Linked DNA regions of Homo sapiens: region 2 is linked to region 1. A link is a loop called in an ENCODE intact Hi-C map of the cell type or tissue named here. Cell type or tissue: mammary epithelial cell. All regions are shown on one strand. Links, peaks and the distances in the headings refer to the core of each region. The heading gives the core; the rest is flanking DNA. Region 1 overlaps LOC105369309 (a long non-coding RNA gene). Region 2 holds the start of LOC105369309 (a long non-coding RNA gene).

Region 1 (8,328 bases), core at 189-8,188:
GGAGCCCAGATTCTGCCCTGAGATTTTCCAGAAACGGAGAGCTGCAGTGTCCGAGGAGGAAGAGATGAGAGGCAGGAATTGGAAAGAGCTGCAAGCTCTCTTCCCAGGCACTTGGGAAGTAAGAACTATTTATCCTATTTATTGGATGATTGTCAATAAGTCTTGCCAATTGCCTGGAAATATCCTGGCACTGCAATGAGGTCATACTCACCTCTGTGACCTATGCCCTTTGCTCTTTCTTATCTGTCCACATGGATAAAGGTGCAACACCTATCTCTTGGGTCAGGCACAGAAAACTGCCACATGGGAGTGATTTATTCCTGCCTGTGTTTGTGAGGCCCCTATTGCTTATTTCTTCTTTTCTTTACCATTATCAACCTTGCTCAGGTGCTGCTGGGTTGGAACCAGAAGATCCTGGTTGGAACTTTAGCCCTCCTTTTCTGGCTCTCTGATCTGGGGACATCAACACAGAGCTAACAGGTGTTGAGCACCTTTCCTGTGACAGGCAAGAGATTAAGTGCTTTATGTCAACTATTTTATATTGTTCTTATAGCAGGCTTATGAAGGGAGGTGCTTTTTTTTTCCCTTGAAAAGAATCACAAAACAACCGAGGCCGAGATAAATTAGGTAGTTTGCTAAAAGTAACACAGTTAGGTGGTAGAAAAGCTTATGACTGTCACTCATGAAACACTGTGTTCAGTGTTGTACCTGTGCCATCTTTTAAAATCTTTGCAATAGTCTTCTATTTTTTTGAGGTGGAGTCTCATTCTGTTGCCCAGGCTGGAGTGCAGTGGCGTGATCTTGCCTCAACGCAACCTCCACGTCCCAGGTTCAAGCGAATCTCCTGCCTCAGCCTCCCGAGTAGCTGGGATTACAGGCATGCATCACCATGCCTGGCTAATTTTTATATTTTTAGTAGCGATGGTGTTTCACCATGTTGGCCAGCTGGTCTCAAACTCCTGACCTCAAGTGATCTGCCCACCTCGGCCTCCCAAAGTGCTAGAATTACAGGCACGTGCAATAGTCTTAAACCTAAGTATGACAACCCCATCTTTTATACATGAGGAAATTAAAAGCAAAAACATTAAGAAAGTTTTCCAAAGTCACACAGCTTGTAAATGGCAGAGGAAGAACTTCAGCTTAGTCATTCTCCTTCCAAAGTCCAAGCCTACACCATATTTCTGAGCCTCAGCCTTCCCTTCTACGGTGAAGAGAGCCCCATTGTGATAAAGGGCTGTGAGGGAGGACATCTTGGAGTCACACCTTTCTTCTATTGAGTCTGCACCAGTTCTGATGTTTGAAAGAGATGCCTATAGGGACTGGGAGAGGTTGGGTCACACTAGAATCCCTGAGGCTTGGTACAGGGATGATCTTTTTGAGCCACCTTGGGTTTTCCTAAATATTCCAGAGTAGGAGACCTTAGAGAAACAGACGTTGAACAAAGCAGCTACTGGGGCTCCTGCTTGGTTAAGGGAAAGGGTTTTTCAAGTCCACCTGTGGCCAAGAAAGAGAGTGATATGGTTTGGCTTTGTGTCCCCACCCAAATCTCACCATGAATTGTAATAATCCCCACATGTCATAGGAGGGACCCAGTGGGAGGTAATTGAATCATGGGGGCAGGGTTTTCCCATGCTGTTCTCATGATAGTGAATAAGTCTCGTGAGATGTGATTTTTTTTTTTTTTTTTTTTTTGAGACCGAGTTTCACTCTTATCACCCAGGCTGGAGTGCAGTGGCGTGATCTTGGCTCACTGCAACCTCTGCCTCCTGGGCTCAGGTGATTCTCCTGCCTCAGCCTCTCGAGTAGCTGGGATTACAGGCACTCACTGCCACGCCCAACTAATTTTTTTTTGTATTTTTAATAGAGATGGGGTTTCGCCATGTTGGCCAGACTGTTCTCGAACTCCTGACTTCAGGTGATCCACCCGTCTCGGCCTCCCAAAGTGCTGGGATTACAGGTGTGAGCCACCACACCCAGCAGAGAGCTGATGGTTTTATAAAGGGGAGTTCCCCTGCACATGCCCTCTTGCCTGCCACCATGTGAGATGTGGCCTTGCTCCTCCTTTGCATTCCACCATGATGCCAGCCATGTGCAACTGTGATTCAGTTAAACCTCTTTCCTTTATAAATTAACCAGTCTTGGGTATGTCTTTATTAGCAGCATGAGAACAGACTAATACAGAGAGATATTAACATGTATTCCCTGCATGGCAGGCGGTGCAGAGGGCAAAGCACCAGATTGAGGGCTAGCAGCACTGGGCCAAAATGTCTGGGCTGTTCCTTATCAGCTGTGTGAGCCTGGATTAGTCTCCTAATCCCTTGAGGCTCGGTATCCCTCTGTGGAAGTGGGAAAAGGCACTTCCTCACGAAGTGAATTGCTAAGAGCATTTTATAGACTACTGAGTGCTTTATACATGTGATGCTAATTTCCTTCCTTTGGGTAATAAATGAGACATGCTGGGGTTCCCTTGTTTAATAGGTTTCTAGGTCTGGCTCCAGGATCTCATGATGTGCTCTGGGATGTGGATGTGTCAAAGTATCAAAGAATGGAAAGAGCAAGAGATGAAGTAGATACAGAAGATTCTGAGATAGCCTCACTCCGATCCCATGAAAGTGACAAATTGGCTGTACAATCACTCAATTGCTAACTTTTCCAGCACCCCCCACCTGCCTGGTCCTGGACTTTGCACTGCCAGGGGTAGAAGAAAACCCATTGGTCTTGTCTGATGAGAGTTTATGGTTTTAGGTGGGGACAAGGACAACACCAAATCAGAACTATTAGACATGGAATTTAATTCAGAACTAAGCTGGATGGGAAATGGAGGTGTACAGGTTCTGGAAAGAAAGACTGATGGAGAGATGAGAGTAATCAGGGAAGGCTTTGGCAGAACCAGAGCTTGAGAGGGACTGAAAGGAGCAGGAAAGGTAGTGGTGGCTGTAGTGACATCCCCTTCATCCCACAACATGTGGCAATTAACAGCTTCCTACTGCTAAAAAAAGCATCAAGCACTGACTATCCTAGGCACAGAGCCAAATCCTTTATGTCATTCAAGTCTCCCAACCCTTTGAGGTGACACCATTTCACAGATGAGAAAACAGGCAGGGGAAAGAAGGTGTTTCCAGGTCACATACCTAGTCAATGGCAGAGGCGGATTCTAACTCTGGACTGTCTGGTATATCCAGAGTTTGTGCCCCTAACCACAAAGCTGTACACTGAAGGCATGACAGACCTGTGTGAAACACTCTTTGTTGTCCAGCCAGGCTGAGAATGTAGGGGCAATGGAAAGGTTAGTACTTGTCAGGAGCAGAAAAAGAGAAATTTCTTTCTTATTATTCTTTTGTTTTTCCCTTACTCCAGGAGGGACTTTGGGCCAAGATGTTTTTGCCCAACAGATGCTTTTGGTATGGAGAGCTGAGAGGAACTACACCGTGATGGAGAAGTGAAGGCTGGGTGCTTTGGGCTGGTTCAGGCTCTGAATCCAGAATAGAGAGTGGGGCCTGAGGGTGCATTGTATAGTCCTCAGTGGAGCACATGAGGGCAGAGAAGAGGGGTTGTAGCAGGAATCCACACCTGCAGCTACAACATGGCCTTTACTGGGAGAATGTGAGGCATAAAGGTCAAGAGTTGATCTAGCCATGGAAGGCCAAGCTCCAACAGCCCCATGAAATAGAAGGATCATGATCCCAAATGAGACTCAGCCTGCCTCTCAATCCCCAGGGGAAGGAGTCCTGAACTGAGAAATCTGGCAATGCCCAGCTATCCTTCAAATATGCTGTGGGGCCGTGGAGCGAATCATATCCTCTCCCTTGGCCTCAGTTTCTGCATCTAATAGCATGGGGCATTTGGACCAGATGAATTCTGAATAGGTTGGGTGACTGTAGAGTTGTATTCAGGACAGTGACTAAGCATTTTCCATGTTTTGAGATGATAGTTCACCATTTTCTTTAAGGGGCTGAATCCCTTTGGCCTGACTGCCTGACTCTAAAGTCTCAGCTTTCGGACCCTACATCAATAAGGAGCTGGAGAGAGGATGGAGATCTCCCCAATACCCTAGGGAAATGGGGACTGGGAGGGCTGGGGTAATGGAGCAGTCACTGCCTGCATCCTAGAATAGCTGCAGCCTTCCTGGCATCTGCCATCCTGGCTGCAAACTCCCATCTCATTGGCTGCTCCTTGTCCCTGCCGTCTGGCAGGCACTGCTTTCCAGGTTTTTGTGGCACCGACTAAGCAGCCTCCTTGCAAGCTACAGCATGCTGGCTTCTTTCTCCACGTGGTTGGGATCATAATAGCAACTCTCCTCTGGTTCCCTCCATCCTGCCTCACTTCACTTCCCTGATGGGTGTGGACAGAGGGATAGTTTAGGACATTGGAAAGGGGCCTATACTTGGCATCAAGGGTCTCAAGTTCTTCCTACCCATTTTTTATGCACCTGGGCACAAGTCTAAACATCTCTCCTGGCTTCAGCATCTTCACCTGTGAAATGGGTGTGATGAGGCTGTTGTTCTACTGCTGTTAACCAGGGTGTTCATCCCTGTGGTTCACAGCTGGAGTCCCTTTTGCTTGGCCAGTGCCCAAACTATACGGGTTGTTTAATAAATGAAATATCTCCCTGAGGATAATAACGTTGGGGCATTCACATAGAACTTGCTGTGAGAATTCAATGGAGATAAATGAAGGATGGGAGCAAGTGCTTTGGGAACTGTAAAGTCATTATCAAGTAGCGAATACACCTGTCTGTCCAGTACCCATTTGTCTCCTCTGTCTTGAAGGTACGTTTCACCTTGATTTTCCACTCCCTGATTCTTAACCATATAGTTCAATTGGGACTTGCTCCACTCCCAGCTCCAAGTCTGCATGTGAGCAGGCCTGGGCAGGTGAGCATGTCCTCCTCTGGCTGCAGTGATAGGTTCAGAGATGAATCAAACCGAAAAAGCCTTATCCAAGCCAATCCTGGGGTAGGACCCAGACCTGATCAATAAGAACACACATGTTCTCACTGTGATAATGGCTTAGGGATAGTCTTATGACCTGAGTTAGACCAATCCGATGATTTTTCTGAGATTATTCTCACTGGAATGGGTGGGAAAACTCCTTTCTCTTTTAGTTGTTGAGTTTGGAGGCTGTGACTCATGGCTTTTTTTTTTTTTTTTTTTTTCACACAGAGAAAGCCTGCCTGGTAGAAGAGAAAGGAGCCAAGCAAAACCAAAAAACGGATATGAGATGAAAAGGAAAGAGAGTAGAGTCCTGGTGACATCAAGTCCTGGCTCTCTTTGGTCCGTAATGCCCTCATTCCTTTAGCTCCTCCTTCAAGCAGAGTAAAGAACAGAGGGTAACAAGCTGTGGGATACACTTCTACAGTTTTACATTGGTGATCAGGGAAGGCTTTTCTACTAAGGTTAAATATGATCTGAGATCTGAATAAAGTAAGGGAGTGAGTCCTGTAGATACACAGGGGAAGAGAATTCCAGGCAGAGGGAATAGAAGGTGCAAAGGCTCTGAGATGGGAGGGAGCTTGGTATGTTCAAGGAATTGCAAGTGCACCAATTGTGTCTGGAGCTGAGTGAGAAAATAATAACTTATCCTAGAACTTCTCTCTGGGGTGTCTCAGCTATGGAGTTTCTCTCTGCCTGGACTAGAGTTGATGTTGGGACCTGAACTGCAGCCCCACAGGCTTTGGTGCCTGTAGCTGCCGGGGGCTAGAAAGGTCAGAGACTAGCACTGAGGTTTTTTTTTTTTTTTTTTTTTTTTTGCTCTGTAATCCTATATCTGTCAATATCCAAAGGATATGACCTCCTTCTAATTAGCTTCCTCTAATAACTCACTCAGGAGCTGTCATAAACTACTCTTTCTACAAGGATTCAGAGAAGGGAACAATTCTGTGTGGCTAGAGTAGACAGAAAAGCTTCAGTGGGAATGATTCCTTTCATTACAATTGTTGAGGTGTGACATTCCATGAACACATGCCAATTTGTTCCCTGTGTGTTTGTTCCTTTCTTCATTCGTTTAACAAGAATTTATTGAGTATCTGATATCTGCCAAGGTATACAGAAAGGCACTGAATATACAAAGATGAATCAGTCACGGTTTTTGCTTTCAAGGATCTCAGTCTGGGGTGGGTGTGGAGGAGGCAGCCACGTAAACAGATAATTAGAGAGAAACATGGCAGGTGTTGGAACCAAGGTAGGAACGCGGTGCTGGATGGGAGCCCTGAGGAAGGAGGGACAGTTTTACCCAGACAAGCCAGGGAGATCTACACTGACCTCTGAATTGGACATTGAAGACACAGGGAAATTTGACCAGTGGAGGGGATAGCACATGTTAACAGTATGTAGTCATGGGAAAGGATGGGATTAGGAAATGGCAAACATTTAGTATAGAGGGTTTTGGGGTTTGGGAGTTGGTAGGTAAAATAGAGGGGAAGTGTTTGAGGTAAACCCAGTCTGCATTAGACTTTGTTCTGCTGATTTGGAGAATCACTGGGGATTCAAAGCAAGGGAGTAGTAGCAACAGATTAGATTGTTATATAATATAATAATATAATATATAAAATATAATATAGTATTATAATATGATAATAATGGGAGTTAGTCTGAAACATAAATGGTTAGTTGTTTGGGTTGAGACAGAGTTACCAACTCAATGCCAACAGGCGCCAGGCAGAAAACAGAACAAGGAGCAAGGTCAGCAGGTCATACAGCCCTGCAGAGGGTAGGTGTTACTCAACTTAGTCAATTGTTGCCCCAGTAGAAGCTTAGGTCCAGGGCTGTCAGAGCTGAGTTTTCAAGAGCAGCTGGAAATCCGGATCCTTATGTAAAAAAAATCTCACCATTTTTAAATGTTGGCAACTACTTAAAATTCTACAAAATGTTGTGTGGGCCAAGTGTAACACATCTGCCAGCCTGATCTATCTGCAGGCCACTGGTTTGCAACTTCTGGGTTGAGAAAAGAGTTTTCTTTCTTCAAAAGAGAGATGAGATGAAAATAGTTTTGGATCCAATGATTCAGGCCTGAAATGACCTTCTTTCATTCTTGTTCTAGAAAATTCCTAATCATTACTTAAGGCTCAGTTGCAAATCCCTTTGTGAAGCTTTCCTCATCACCTCCCCTCTCTCTGACACCCTCAACGACCTCCCACATCTCCCAAGCATGTGTTCGCTGCATCTTTAACATGCTCTGATACCTGAAAACAAAGGCAAAAACAAAAACAAAAGTTGTGGAGGAGCAGAGAAGCCAGGGCCAGAAAAGACACAGAACTGTTGATTAATGGATGGAACCAAGACTTGCAGAAGTAGAAGAAATTCACAATACAGGCTCCCTCCTCCTAATTGAACTGTCTGGGATGGGAAGAAGCAACTGAATCTGAAAGGAAAGATGAGTTGCTTGAGAAGAGGTTGGACTTCAAGAACTCAGTAGTGAGGCTCAACTTCGAGGCTCAATATTGAGTTTATGTAGGATGTAATTCTTAAGCAGGGTTATGTACCATTTTTGAGTCCGTAATCATATCTGTCTTTAGTTACTGCTAATCCTGAGACACTGAAGACCGATCTGGGAGTTTTCCATGAAGGGATTTAAGCTATGGGGGTGGAGTGGACATCTGTTGTTTTTGCTGTCCAATTGCCTTTCATTTTTCTCTTAATTTCTCTAGGGATCAATTCCTCCCCAGCTTTCAGTCCATGTGCTTCTTCTTTTTTTTTTTTTTTTTGAGATGGAGTCTTGCTCTGTTGCCCAGGCTGGAGTGCAGTGGTGTGAGCTTGGTTCACTGCAACCTCCACCTCCACCTCCTGGGTTCAAGCGATTCTCTTACCTCAGCCTCCCGAGTAGCTGGGACTACAGGTGGCCACCATCACACCTGGCTAATTTTTTGTATTTTTAGTAGAGACAGGGTTTCATCACATTGGCCAGGCTGGTCTTGAACTCCTAACCTTGTGATCTGCTCGCCTCAGCCTCCCAAAGTGCTGGGATTACAGGTGTGAGCCACCGCACCCAGCCTCCATGTGCTTCTTACTTGAGAGTTGGGCATGGGACATATTCATGGCTCATTGAGGCTTCTTATTGCCTGGACACAGTGGTCAGTGCAGTGATGGTCACATAACTCTATTAGAGTCAGTGAAAATCAGGCTCAGAAATTTCCTTGAATTGTTTAGAGAGAGGCATTCTCTCTTGTGTTCCTAGATTTGAACCTGGGAGGGTATAGTTTTTAGAGCAACCTAAGAAGGAAACAATATGGAGAAGAGGAGAGTGAGAGATGGTGAGAAACCTGGATGCAGATGGTGTCATTTGAACCATTGAATCAAACTGTACCTAGAGCTAGTTAACTTGATTTTCTAG
Region 2 (8,328 bases), core at 1-8,000, 70 kb before region 1:
AGTGTGAGTACACAGACTGGAAATCCTCGGGGGCCCTCATCCCTGCCATCTACATGTTGGTCTTCCTCCTGGGCACCACGGGCAACGGTCTGGTGCTCTGGACCGTGTTTCGGAGCAGCCGGGAGAAGAGGCGCTCAGCTGATATCTTCATTGCTAGCCTGGCGGTGGCTGACCTGACCTTCGTGGTGACGCTGCCCCTGTGGGCTACCTACACGTACCGGGACTATGACTGGCCCTTTGGGACCTTCTTCTGCAAGCTCAGCAGCTACCTCATCTTCGTCAACATGTACGCCAGCGTCTTCTGCCTCACCGGCCTCAGCTTCGACCGCTACCTGGCCATCGTGAGGCCAGTGGCCAATGCTCGGCTGAGGCTGCGGGTCAGCGGGGCCGTGGCCACGGCAGTTCTTTGGGTGCTGGCCGCCCTCCTGGCCATGCCTGTCATGGTGTTACGCACCACCGGGGACTTGGAGAACACCACTAAGGTGCAGTGCTACATGGACTACTCCATGGTGGCCACTGTGAGCTCAGAGTGGGCCTGGGAGGTGGGCCTTGGGGTCTCGTCCACCACCGTGGGCTTTGTGGTGCCCTTCACCATCATGCTGACCTGTTACTTCTTCATCGCCCAAACCATCGCTGGCCACTTCCGCAAGGAACGCATCGAGGGCCTGCGGAAGCGGCGCCGGCTGCTCAGCATCATCGTGGTGCTGGTGGTGACCTTTGCCCTGTGCTGGATGCCCTACCACCTGGTGAAGACGCTGTACATGCTGGGCAGCCTGCTGCACTGGCCCTGTGACTTTGACCTCTTCCTCATGAACATCTTCCCCTACTGCACCTGCATCAGCTACGTCAACAGCTGCCTCAACCCCTTCCTCTATGCCTTTTTCGACCCCCGCTTCCGCCAGGCCTGCACCTCCATGCTCTGCTGTGGCCAGAGCAGGTGCGCAGGCACCTCCCACAGCAGCAGTGGGGAGAAGTCAGCCAGCTACTCTTCGGGGCACAGCCAGGGGCCCGGCCCCAACATGGGCAAGGGTGGAGAACAGATGCACGAGAAATCCATCCCCTACAGCCAGGAGACCCTTGTGGTTGACTAGGGCTGGGAGCAGAGAGAAGCCTGGCGCCCTCGGCCCTCCCCGGCCTTTGCCCTTGCTTTCTGAAAATCAGGTAGTGTGGCTACTCCTTGTCCTATGCACATCCTTTAACTGTCCCCTGATTCTGCCCCGCCCTGTCCTCCTCTACTGCTTTATTCTTTCTCAGAGGTTTGTGGTTTAGGGGAAAGAGACTGGGCTCTACAGACCTGACCCTGCACAAGCCATTTAATCTCACTCAGCCTCAGTTTCTCCATTGGTATGAAATGGGGGAAAGTCATATTGATCCTAAAATGTTGAAGCCTGAGTCTGGACGCAGTAAAAGCTTGTTTCCCTCTGCTGCTTTCTTAGATCTGCAATCGTCTTTCCTCCCTTCTTTCCTTGTAGTTTTTCCCCCACCACTCTCTGCAGCTGCCGCTCCTTATCCCTGCCTTCTGGCACCAATCCCCTCCTACAGCTCGTCCCCCTCCCTCCATCCATCCTTCTCCCCTGTCTACTTTCTTGTTCTGAAGGGCTACTAAGGGTTAAGGATCCCAAAGCTTGCAGAGACTGACCCTGTTTAAGCTTTCTATCCTGTTTTCTGAGTGTGAGGCAGGGAATGGGCTGGGGCCGGGGGTGGGCTGTGTGTCAGCAGATAATTAGTGCTCCAGCCCTTAGATCTGGGAGCTCCAGAGCTTGCCCTAAAATTGGATCACTTCCCTGTCATTTTGGGCATTGGGGCTAGTGTGATTCCTGCAGTTCCCCCATGGCACCATGACACTGACTAGATATGCTTTCTCCAAATTGTCCGCAGACCCTTTCATCCTTCCTCTATTTTCTATGAGAATTGGAAGGCAGCAGGGCTGATGAATGGATGTACTCCTTGGTTTCATTATGTGAGTGGGGAGTTGGGAAGGGCAACTAGAGAGAGAGGATGGAGGGGTGTCTGCATTTAGTCCAGACACTGCTTGGCTCGCTCCCCGAGTCCTCCTGTTTCTGACTTCCTGCATAACTGTGAGCTGAAGGGTTTCCTCATCTCCCCATCTTACCCCATCATACTGATTTCTTTCTTGGGCACTGGTGCTACTTGGTGCCAAGAATCATGTTGTTTGGGATGGAGATGCCTGCCTCTTGTCTGTGTGTGTTGTACTTATATGTCTATATGGATGAGCCTGGCATGAACAGCAGTGTGCCTGGGTCATTTGGACAAACCTCCTCCCACCCCCCAATCCACTGCAACTCTGCTGTTCACACATTACCCTTGGCAGGGGGTGGTGGGGGGCAGGGACACACTGAGGCAATGAAAAATGTAGAATAAAAATGAGTCCACCCCCTACTGGATTTGGGGGCTCCAACGGCTGGTCCGTGCTTTAGGAGCGAAGTTAATGTTTGCACCAGGCTTCCTGTAGGGAGATCCCTCCCCAAAGCAGCTGGCGCCAAGGCTTGGGGGCGTCCTACTGAGCTGGGTTCCTGCTCCTTCTTGGGCTCCATGAAGGAAGTAAGAGGCTAGTTGAGAGCCTCCCTTGGCCCCTTTCCGGTGCCTCCCCGCCTGGCTTCAAATTTATGAGCATTGCCCTCATCGTCCTTTCTTGTTCCAGGGTCAGTGGCCCTCTTCCTAAGGAGGCCTCCTGCTTGCCATGGGCCAAAAGGCACGGGGTGGGTTTTTTCTCTCCCTACCCTCAGGATTGGACCTCTTGGCTTCTGCTGGATTGGGGATCTGGGAATAGGGACTGGAGCAAGTGTGCAGATAGCATGATGTCTACACTGCCAGAGAGACCGTGAGGATGAAATTAATAGTGGGGCCTTTGTGAGCTAGAGGCTGGGAGTGTCTATTCCGGGTTTTGTTCTTGGAGGACTATGAAAGTGAAGGACAAGACATGAGCGATGGAGATAAGAAAAGCCCAGCTTGATGTGAATGGACATCTTGACCCTCCCTGGAATGACGCCAGCTCTGGGGGCAGAGGGAGGAGGAGAGGGGAAGGGGCTCCTCACAGCCTAGTCTCCCCATCTTAAGATAGCATCTTTCACAGAGTCACCTCCTCTGCCCAGAGCTGTCCTCAAAGCATCCAGTGAACACTGGAAGAGGCTTCTAGAAGGGAAGAAATTGTCCCTCTGAGGCCGCCGTGGGTGACCTGCAGAGACTTCCTGCCTGGAACTCATCTGTGAACTGGGACAGAAGCAGAGGAGGCTGCCTGCTGTGATACCCCCTTACCTCCCCCAGTGCCTTCTTCAGAATATCTGCACTGTCTTCTGATCCTGTTAGTCACTGTGGTTCATCAAATAAAACTGTTTGTGCAACTGTTGTGTCCAAAGCCTCTTCTCATGAAAGTGTCTTGGGATAACCTCCAGCTTGCAAATGTTTCAGCATGGTGAGGGGGAAGCCGTAAAGAGAAGTGGGAGCTAAAAGGAGGGGGCGAAGTGAGGAGGGAGAGAGGATGGAGGAAATAGGCATCAGGAAAGGGAAAGGATGGGATTTAGGTGCAGAGAAGAAAAGGAAGAAAAGAAACAGGGGAGCAGCTAAGTGTTGTGCTCTGAAAAGCCACAGAACAAAAGGACACATATTTTGGAGGCCAGAGCATAGGTCTGGGGAAAAATACCAGCATTTCTTCCCATGGAGGTAGACCTATTACTCATCTATCCATCCATCCATCCATCCATCCATCCATCCATCCATCCACCAATCCATCTACTCATTTATGCCTTTATTCATTTACCATCTCCTATTGATTGATTTACTTAATATCACTTGAGTAGCCACTGAGTTTAGACCAGAAGCTTGAATCCCTGTTCTCCAATCAGAGTCGCTCTGGATGCTTTTGAAAATACCCAGTTCCTGGGTATCACCCCAGACCTATGGAGTCAGACTCTCCTTGACTCACCCCAGATATTTACAATTACTAAAAACTCAGATAATTTTTTGGGAAAGCCAGGCTTAGGGAATCTCTATCCAGATGGATTCTGCCCAAATTAAAGTGGGCATAGAAGACCAGAGGGTCAGAACCACAGCCAACTGGGCTTTGGTGGTCATCTATTTGGAGGAGGGGGGAAGGGGCTGAAATGATCCTGGGGTCGGCGTGGTGGTGGGGCTATTCAGTCCAGAGGTATTTGTCATCTTCAATAATGATCTCCTGGGTATTAATAATGTTTGCAGACAATGCAAAAAAATAATAATCATAGTAGAACTGATAGTAACAAGAGAGCTCGCATTTATGGAGTTCTGCCACTGTGCTAAGCATTTCCCAAGCATTATCTCATTTAATCCTTGCAGCCATCCTTTAAGAGGGGGCATTTTCACCTCATTTTGCTCATAAGGAAGCTGAGACTCAGAGAGGTTAGTTAGACCTCTTGACCAAGATCACAGACTAGCAGGTGGAAGAGCTGGGCTTGGAACCAGCTGAATCTGTCTGGCTCCCAAGCCCAAAGCCCACATTCTTGACCATGGTAAGGGGATGTTTCTCCCAAAGTACAAATGAGGCAACACTAGGTGTCTGGGAAGGAAAGTGAGAACTTCTGTGTGAGATGCCTGGCACACAGTGGAGAGTGAATGGGGATGGGGAGGGAAATGATGGAGAGTACCCGAAAGACAGAGACAGGGCAGAGAGGAGAAAGCAGAGGGACAGAGAAAGAAGAGAGAGAGGCGAGATAGTGAAGAGAAAGATAGAGACAAGGGAAGAGAGAGAGGGGGAGAGAGAAAGAGAGAGAGAGACAGAGAGAGAGAAATGAAGTATGGGGAGAGAGAAACAGAGGCAGAGATAGTGAAAGAGAGAGATATAGAAGCAGGGAGAGAGGAATTGAGAGAGAAAAGACAGAGGGAGAGGGAAGAGAGAGTGAATCAGGTAGACAGTGAAAGAGAAAGATAGAGACAAAGGAGGGAGAGAGAGGAGAGACAGGGAGAAAGAGAGAGATTGAGAAGAGAGAGAAACAGAGCAGAGATAGTGAAAAAGATAGAGACAGAGGCAGAGGGAGGGAGAGAGAAGAGAGAAACAGAGGCAAAGATAGTGTAAGAGACAGAGATGGAGGGAGAGAAAGAGAAAAGAGAGACAGAAAGAGAGAGGAAAGAGAAACAGAGGCAGAAATAGTGAAAGAAAAAGACAGAAAGAAGGAGAGGGAGAGAAGAGAGAGGAGAGAGAGATTGAGAGAGAGGGAAGAGAGAGAAACAGGCAGAGAGAGTGAAAGAGAGAGAGAGAGAGAGAGACAGGGACAGTGGGAAGAGAAAGAAACAGAGACAAAGACAGAGACAGAGACCGTGAAAGAGAGGCAGAGTGAGGAGAGAGAAATAGAGACAGAGAGAGACAGAGAGTGAGAACATAGGTGGGAAGAAGAAACGGGGAGGCAGGGAGGGAGACTGAGGGCAGGGAATCAGTGCCTGCTCTCCCTCTTCTGAAACACACCAGGGAAAGCCCTTTGGGAATTTACGACGGCAACAACAGGCTATTGGAGCCACTATTATCATTATTTTTACAGATGCTGTAAAAAACCTCAGCAAGTCTCCTGGGAAATCTGAGGTAAGCTATCCAAAACATGATACGGTTTTAGCCTTCCCTTGGTTGTGACAGCACTTACTAATTCACTGGTTCACACATGCCTTCATTTATTCACCCATTCATTCATCTGTTTGTTCCACAAGTCCTTATTTATCACGTATGTGCCAAGCGCTATGCTGGACGCAGGACCAAATGGTGAGCGGCCTCCAGTGGGCTCGCAGTCGGCTGGTGGAGGCAGACAGTGAAATGGGCGATTACAGCCCAGGGTGGTGAGTTCTAAGGGAATGTGTGAAGTGTTCGAGGGCCTGTCGTGGAGACAATGGAAGGAGTCAGGCAGGGCGTCAGGGGAGACTTTACAGCCACGGTGCCTGCCTGGAGCCTGCTCTGAAGCATGGAGTGTAAGTGGTTAGTGGGGAAAATGTTCTGGGCAGAGGAATTGCCCACGGAGAACACAGCCCCTCTGAGGAACTGGAACGAACACTCATCCTTGTTTTTACTCACCCCCACTCCAACTCTGGGAGGTTGGCCAGTTAGAGGCACAGAGAAAATCTTGCCCAGTTCTCATGGCGTGGATGCCGAGAATACTGGGGGCTGGGACTAAAATCCAGGAATCCAGGTCTCTAGACAATTGGGGTTGTGCAGGGCTTTTTTTTTTTCTTTTTTTCTTTTCTTTTTTATTCTTTTTGTCACTTCCAGTTTCTTCCCTCCCTGGGTTTGAGCTATCTTCCTCTAAGTTATCTGCCAGGGTCTCCTAACTAGGGGTTGGGAGGCCCAGGCCCTTTCAGTCTGAGCTTGTTAAAAAGAGGCAGATAGATTCCGTGGGAAGATCCTCCCCAACTTCAGAAGCCAGGATGACCCCCAGCGCAATAAGCTTTAGATGTGACACACCTCCCTACCGTCTCAGCAGACACCACTGTCTGCATTCCAAGGAGTTCAACACTTGCAGGGCCTGATCTGGGAGGGCCAGCTCTTCTCAATCATTGCACAAATGCTTATAAAGTCTCCATGCACGACGTTGGAGACAGACACAAAGATGTGACCCAGGGAGCTTGAAATCAAATACACAAGAAAGGAGGTTCTGAGATGCTGAGCTCACTCTAGAAGTTTCCATTTCTAGTTAGAGTGTTGGAGTATCAGAGCAATGCTCATTTATTTATTCATTGAATCCTTTTTTGTTTTTCAGTGTCTGTCTTGTGCCTGGGACTGTCTTAGAAGCTGGAGATGCTGCCGTGAATGAGACACACCATCCCTGCCTTCATGGACCGACTAGAAGCACCTTCTAGTCTTACTTTCTCATTGAACAGAGGGGTAAACTGAGGCTTATGGTTGGGAGGGGGAAATGATTGACACATGGTCATATAGTGGGATGGTGGCAGAAGTGGGACTAGATCTCAGGTTCCTCACTGCCAGGCAAGAGCGTGTTCTGTGACTCTAGGCTTAGAAAGGAGAGGAAGTCTCTTATTGAGAACACACAGGGCAAGTGGAGAGTCAGATCCATGATGAGCCACCAACTGGGAAGTAGGAGGGCACAAAGGTGCTTGAGGATCATTCGAGGTTTTGTTAATAAACCTTTTGTTTCAGAAGAGTTTTAGATTTACAGAAAAGTTGCTGATAGAATACAGAGAGTCCTCATATATTCCACACCCAGTTTCCTTTATTATTAGCATTTTAGATTAGCAGGACATGCTTGCCACAATTAATGAACCCTATTGATACCTCACTATGAACTGAAGTCCACTATGAACTGAAGTCCAACCCTATTGATACCTCACTATGAACTGAAGTTCAGACTTCCTTACTTTTTAGCTCATGTTCTTTCTCTGTTCCAGGATCTCATGCAGAATACCACATCACATTTAGTCATCATGTCTCAGACTTCTCTTGGCTGTGACAGTTTCACAGGCTTTGTTTTTGATGACCTTGACGGTTTGGAGGAACATTGCTCAGGTATTTTGTCCCATGTAGAAATATCTTTCTATGTCCATATATCAGGCACATGCTTGGTGATGAGATGAAGCAATACAAGATATACATGTGATTCCTGCTCTTTTGGAGTTTAACAATCAATAATAAAGTGCAGTAAGCATATTGCGGAGGAAGTACAGGATGCAGTGGGGACAAACACCCATATTCTGGTCTGCACCACAGAGGGGTCCCAAGACAGGGCTAGTGTGCTGGCTCAATGCACAGGCCCACGTTCAATTCCACAGGGGTATAAATGTCTGACATTCTCCTACTTCCAAAGCCACCTTAGGGTGCATTTTCTTGCCTAAATAACTAGAAACCTGAGGACATGAGACAAAGGACTATTTGTGCTCAGTGAGCATCTCCCCGAATATTGTTCTGTACTTTATTATTTAGTTATATGGCACATCTCTTGCTACTTGAGGCAGCTTCTTACATGGACAGTGGATAATCAGAAATGGATTCCCCAAACCTACTTGAAGCACCCCACTTGGCCAGCACCCTAGTACTCCCAGCCCCTTGTCCCCTGCGCACAGGGAACAGGTCTCTAGAAAAGCCCAGATCTGGCCACTCTGTCTGGGCTCTGCATTCCTTCTCATCTCTTCTGCTCTCTGGGCAGATCCTCTAGACTAGGGCTACGTTTATGCATCTTTTTTGTTCCCAGTGCCTGGAATGTGGCAGATGCTTAAAGGATGTTTGCTTAAATAATCGAACAACTGAATAGAGAAAGTGCAGGAGAAAAGGTGAGAAAAGCTGGTTTTTGCTTACAGCAAACAAGTTGATTGCTTTTAAAATAGCCCAGAAAGATGAAGTTA

Evidence for each region. Hi-C counts contacts between places; a loop is a spot of excess contacts. Peaks named below come from ENCODE experiments on the same cell type or tissue, not always from the same donor. Only the 100,000 strongest peaks of a DNase experiment are listed, where the experiment ranks them.
Region 2: it touches region 1 in a loop (1.8-fold over the local background); 2 of 110 quality-filtered maps call a loop at or near these places.

The regions. Positions count from the first base shown.
Region 1 is chr11:57,159,243-57,167,570 of GRCh38, reverse strand. LOC105369309 (a long non-coding RNA gene) reads left to right here. Exons shown (of 7, transcript XR_007062670.1): 5 at 5,163-5,273. Among named protein-coding and RNA genes, the nearest start is that of LRRC55, 19 kb to the left of the region's middle. In mammary epithelial cell, for the core only: no CTCF peak of the experiment used is centred there; no DNase peak of the experiment used is centred there.
Region 2 is chr11:57,228,625-57,236,952 of GRCh38, reverse strand. APLNR (apelin receptor) reads left to right here. Exons shown (of 1, transcript NM_005161.6): 1 at 1-3,362. The coding sequence ends at 1,091. LOC105369309 (a long non-coding RNA gene) reads left to right here and starts at 5,327. Exons shown (of 7, transcript XR_007062670.1): 1 at 5,327-5,569; 2 at 6,732-7,495. RefSeq lists an enhancer at 1-61. In mammary epithelial cell, for the core only: no CTCF peak of the experiment used is centred there; no DNase peak of the experiment used is centred there.